2 separate regions of the Homo sapiens genome follow, and region 2 is linked to region 1. Evidence: chromatin loops called from intact Hi-C (ENCODE). Cell type or tissue: heart right ventricle. All regions are shown on one strand. Each heading gives the region's core, and the rest is flanking DNA. Links, peaks and the distances in the headings are about the cores only.

Evidence for each region. A loop is a pair of places that touch in the nucleus more often than their neighbours do. Peaks named below come from ENCODE experiments on the same cell type or tissue, not always from the same donor. Only the 100,000 strongest peaks of a DNase experiment are listed, where the experiment ranks them.
Region 2: a loop joins it to region 1, with 4 times the contacts of the local background. A loop is called at or near these places in 4 of 110 quality-filtered maps.

The regions. Positions count from the first base shown.
Region 1 is chr13:101,796,169-101,799,100 of GRCh38, forward strand. The region is part of intron 3 of FGF14 (fibroblast growth factor 14); the gene reads right to left. Among named protein-coding and RNA genes, the nearest start is that of FGF14, 120 kb to the right of the region's middle. In heart right ventricle, for the core only: no CTCF peak of the experiment used is centred there; no DNase peak of the experiment used is centred there; H3K27ac peaks cover 400 bases.
Region 2 is chr13:101,865,906-101,868,837 of GRCh38, forward strand. It overlaps FGF14 (fibroblast growth factor 14), which reads right to left. Exons shown (of 5, transcript NM_004115.4): 3 at 2,820-2,923. Among named protein-coding and RNA genes, the nearest start is that of FGF14, 50 kb to the right of the region's middle. In heart right ventricle, for the core only: no CTCF peak of the experiment used is centred there; no DNase peak of the experiment used is centred there; H3K4me3 peaks cover 1,172 bases; H3K27ac peaks cover 2,430 bases.

The DNA.
Region 1 (2,932 bases), core at 326-2,825:
AAATTAATATTTTTAAGTTATATGAACATGATTTAATATATACTAAACCCATTACTAAAATTCATTTCTTTAAATTCTCAATGATCACTCTAGCAAGAACCTGCAATAACGCCTTCGATAAAACACCTTGCTGTAGCCTTCCAGATCTCTCCACTCTGATCCTGCCTCCCCTGACCCTTTATATCTTGGTGCTCACCTTCCATACTGTTCTGTGTCTACTCTGCTATAATGTTGAGCCTGAGCATGCACTGGGGGGTCCTTATGCCCCCATATTTTGTTTTTGTGGCCTCTTACCATCAGTTATGGGATAAATTATATTCCCCCCAAATTCATATATTGAAGTCCATACCCCTACCACTTCAGAGTACAACTGTATTTGAAGACAGGGTCTTAAAGGGGCAATTAAAGACAAATACGATCATGAAGATAGGCCCTAATCCAATAGTATTGGTATCCTTATAAAAAGAGGAGATTTGTACATAGGCATTCAGAGAGGAATGACTATGAAAAGACACAAGAGATGACAGCCAGCTATGAGTGAAGGAGAGAGGCCTCAGAAGAAACAATCCTGCCGGCACCTTGATTTCAGAATTCCAGCCTCCAAAACTGTGAAAAAAATACATTTCTGTGCTTTAAGCCCCCCGGTTGGTAGTACATTGTTACGGCAGCCCTAGCAGACAAAAATATCCTGATTGCTGTCCCCTCCTGCAAGGTCATTCAAGCTATTGCTCTACTTTCTATGTCCAGATTAATCAGGGCCTCCTTGGCCAAATATTTCCAAATCCTGACCTCCACGGGATAACTATCTTCTCTGTGGTGCAGGGCTTGGGGCTGGAATTACAAAAGCCAGACCCAGCACCCAACTCCACTGCCTATCAGCTTGGGAAATATTCTCGCAAGTCTTCTTTTTCTCATATTTAAAATTAGAATTATAATACCCACCTTACAACATGAGACAGTGTGTGTGCAAACACAGTTGTTGTTTCTTTGTAAACTTACTGAATGCATTTTTCTTGAATTACAACATATTCTATGCTACATCACTTTTAATTGTTTATGCTTCTGGTTTTTCCTTCTAGGTAGCAGGATGCTGGAGTATACGGGTTAAGTTTATTTATCTTTATAGACAGGGTGGCTAGGACAGCTCTTGCCCTATGGTTCCTCAAAGAGTACTTTCTGGACACAAAATGAAATGACCAATTAATTTGTCACATGTAATTGTGCGTCCTTTATAAAGGTGTGTTTGTTGGTGACTGGAATGACGCACATAAACAGGGGTCAATTTTCTCATAAAATATCTACAGTATATAAATGGTAGGGTTGGGCATGAGGGAGGAGCCACAGTAGAAGTTAACAGAACAAATATTTATTGGAAGGTGATTAGTCGACAGAGAGCGCATCATATTAGCAGGCTGACCAAGCTTTGATTTCAGCCTTTGCTTTCCAGTGTTAGGTACTGGCTTTGAGAGTTGCACTCCATTTGTTCATTATGAAAATGTATTATCTGACCAAAGAAAATGAAGATTTGCAACCTTAGGCACTAACTAAAGAGAATGTCATGAATTGATGTGTGTGTGTGTGTGTGTGTGTGTGTGTGTGTGTGTGTGTGTGTGTTCAACCTCAGTAGAAACAGAGATGGTTAGAGTCAATAAGAAAATGTTAGCTTGGAAATTAGGAACCTTCAAAAAACCAAATAATCATTTGTTCAATAATCATTGTCTTGAAGTTGTTTCAAAAAGCAGTCTTTTGTTCAAAGACATAAAGACAACAACAAAGAATTTGGAAAACTCATGATATTTATCAGTAAATGGTAAGATTTGAAAGTTACGAAAGTACTTGCTAACGTTACTCGCTGTTCTTCGATAAGCTGTAGTTTAAAATGTCTTCCCTTTTATATCCTTTCAGTACTTTTAAATGACTCTGTTTTTTTGTATTTGATCTTAAGGAACTTTGCATTCTAATAAAAGAAAAAAGCTGACTTGAATCGCTATGTTTTTCTATCAAAAGAAAACAACAAATCCTGGTCTCAACATGTCTCACAGTTTTCCCTGGAGTAAGCATAAAAACAAAACATATTAGGAGCATGTAGTGAGCAATTTAATTCCATAGAGATGTTTCCTGTCCTGTAAGTAAAACCAACAAGGAAGGAGGTAAGAATTTGTTTTCTAATTAATGATGTGTGTCCTAGAAAACTGGCTGGGTCTTTATCTCAGCCTCTGAGCTGAAAACTATCTTAACGATGAAGTAGTTTGAGATTAAAATAGCTCAATTATGTTGATCATAAACAGGTGTCCTTATTGACATTTTAACTCATGACAGTTCATCTAGAAAGTAATAGATGAGAAAAAAATATCTAAACTGAATAGCACTCTTCCACATCTCAGATCTCTAACTGGTCTTTTGGTGGGTGGGGTTGGGGGGCATGTGGTCAACATTGAATATGCACATAGGTTAATGAAGAATCTTGCTATGAATAGGCTAATACAATTTTAAAATTGTGTACATCTTGCGAGTTGCCATTTTAAGGGCTGTGTGGAATCATGGGTTGCATTTGCCTGTGTCTAAGGGAAGGCTGTTTAGATATGTGCTTATTTAAGTCACTGAAATGTAGGATTAAGGAAGTGAAATGTGTATTTGTGAGTGTTTGTGTGTATACACTAAACTTATGACTGTGCAGGCTGGCGTAAGCAGTGAGAAAGTCAGCTTCATCAACGACCTTGGCATGACATTTGCAAAATTCTGAGCTAACTGCAGTTTTAAAGTGTTGTTTCCTAAAACTATACAGTATTCTGCTACTCGGCAGATGTATAAATAATTAGAGCATTAATCATTTCTCAATGAGTTAATCTAAGGTAAAGATTGCCTCATACATATACGGTAAACACAAAATAACTATTTGCTGCATACGAATGACTTCCAGCGAATTTTTTAT
Region 2 (2,932 bases), core at 192-2,691, 70 kb after region 1:
GACTTCATTTGTCTGATTTAAATCTCCATTAACTTCTTTCTTTAAATCTGAGCTTGACTGGAGCTGTCATTTTTTCAAAAATTTACTCATCTTAGTTCAAAACTTCTTAGTTGGGTTAACAACGTTTGTCATGGCTTTTAAAACTTAAAGCTTAAATGTTAAATGTAATAAATATAAAAAAAATTAATACCCATAATATAATATCAAACTTTTTCTTGACAAATTTTCTATTATTTTAATTTTAACTCAAAAATCTTTAAAGGAAACAGATTATGTTTGAAATTATACTTCTCAATAATTGCACTGAAATACAGTTTATTTCCTAGGTAACAATTCCCTAAAAGTTTTTCATTACATCATAATGTGTTTATAACTTCTTGTTAGAAAAGGTGTCAGACCATATTATGAAAAAATGTCTGGCACATAAAAGCAGTGATAATAAAACAGTTAAAAATGTAAGCTAATGAGTCATACTAACTATGCTCCAATCTTATCTTTTCTATCTACCACCTGAGTGACTTTGGGCAGATTCTTAAACTCTCTGTATATCAGTGTCCTTATTTTAATAATATTTGCTTATAAAAGGTTATTGGGATAATTAAATGAGCTAATACAGGTAAAGTGCTTAGAACAGTGCTAGACAGAGTGGATTGTACAAATATCATCACTATTGTTATTGTATAGATATAGCTATTATTTTATAGGATAATAATTGCTATATTGTGCTCTATATTACTATTTTAGTAGGCTCTCAGTAACAAATTATGGAATAAATACTTGCAGATAATTATTTGTACTGAAATATTTGAAGTTCAAATTTTTTTACATTGAAATAAACAGAGCAGTTTAATTAGGAGGTACTGATATAGATTCATAATCGCTTTTGGTTTTTATCCAAGTCCTCTTTCCAAAGATGGCTAAGACATACAGTGGCCTGGCCTAGGCACAGGAGATCCCTTAGGGTAGGGGCTGAGTGAACTGTGTCTCTTACCAGACTTTGGGTTCAGAACAAAGAGTCAAGGATGGGAAGAGGAGAACACCAACATCTGTAAGTCAGAGAATAAAGCCACCAAAGGGGAGGCCTGGAAGCCAAGCAACTGGAGAATCAGAAGGAAGAAGGGAGAGGAGAGAACAACGTACCCAGTAACAAGCCTTAAATTGTTCCCGGGACTCACCCTGGGCAAATGCTATTGCACGCAGTGACCCTCATGAGATCTGATTTCTGCATGCGGAAACCATATTTAAAATGCAGGGGACTGGACTTGGCAGTTAACACATTTCTTGTTTCTATTCCTACTGCTTAGCCTGCACCAAGCATAATCAATACTTTTATTTTAGGCTAAGACACATACTCAAAATGATATACCCTACCTTTAAAAAAGAATGGCATACATTTACAACCACATGACAAAAAATAAATAAATAAAAAGCAACTCTCTCAGCAGCACAAAGATAAAACAAATATTTCAATTTCCCTGTCATCAACATATGTATCAGAGTACAGCAATGTGATACAATTACTAACAGAAAGATAGAACTAGAAGCTACAGTAGACACTGCATCTAATGATGTTTAGGCCCCTAAAATATTACTTGGGAAGAAGATAAAGAAACAAAAATAACAGAGCAAGTTCCAAATCAAAAAGATTGAGCTGTATCTGAAAATAAAGCATCTCTAGAAAGTAATCCTTTTCGTATTTAATTTTTTCTAAAGGGAGCATAGGGAATTCTAGCTTGATCCTGCTGGCAACATGCTGCATATTCGTCTTGTGCGAGAGAACACAATTTGCATAATGTGGGACCCAGTTCTCTGTGTGGGAACACCCTTCAGGGAACTCAGAATAAGAAGAGCCAGCACTTTTGAGCTCAGCATGAAGGGAATCCACAGCGCAGACTTCATTTCCCTGTGACAGGATTTCCCAAATTGACTGAAGAAAATAGATTACATTTTCTGGGAGGCCCCCTGGAGAATGTTTCTGTTTAAGACACACACACACACACACACACACACACACACACACACACACACACGCGCACACACACAATATGTGTATATTTATCTATAGTTTTGTTGGTGGTGATATTTAACAATGACAGAGTTTCAACGAATTTACATGAGGATGACATGTAAGAGCATATTTTAATGCATTTAAGACTTTATCAATTTTTGCTCAAGGGATAATAGAAAAAAGCACCTTTAAGTCTTTACTGCTTAAACCTGTGGCAGAAATAAATTCTAACTACATTATATGCATGAATACAGCATATCTGAGTGCAAATCGGTTGTAAATAGAAAATATTTCAGAAGAGGTCATATGGCTAGAAAAGTGCTCAGCTTCCAATAAATATTACCACAAAACACAGAGGCTTGCAAGAAATACACATTTCAATATTATAAGTAGTTATTTTTTCAGTAAAATATCCACACAATTTGAATTCTTACTTTAGAAAATACTCTCCTTTTACTTTTCTCTTTTTTTAGAATTCATATTGTTTCTTTTAAAAACATTATAAGAAACTCTCTAAGATAAGTGCATTTCTAACTAGAAATACAAAAGATTAGATTCACGTGTATACTAGGTTATTTTTTAAAATATGGCAAAAGCACTATTTAAGACATAGTATTACACTTCCTTTAGATAAACTCATATTACTAAACACTGGTGAATAATAAACAGCTTCTAAGCATTCTCGCAAAGATCAAATACTAAGGCAAAAACTGGCAGAAACAACAGACATAGAACTTTCTTTTTGTTGTTGCTGCCATTGTTATTTTACATGCATTGAACGAATGGCCGAGATCTTTGGCGTCTTACTTACTGATGGGTAGAGGTAACCTTCTCCATTCATGGCTATATACAACCCTGTTTTCACTCCCTGGATGGCAACAACACGTAGTCCCACTGGTATGAGGTTGAAGAGTGCTGTGAAGA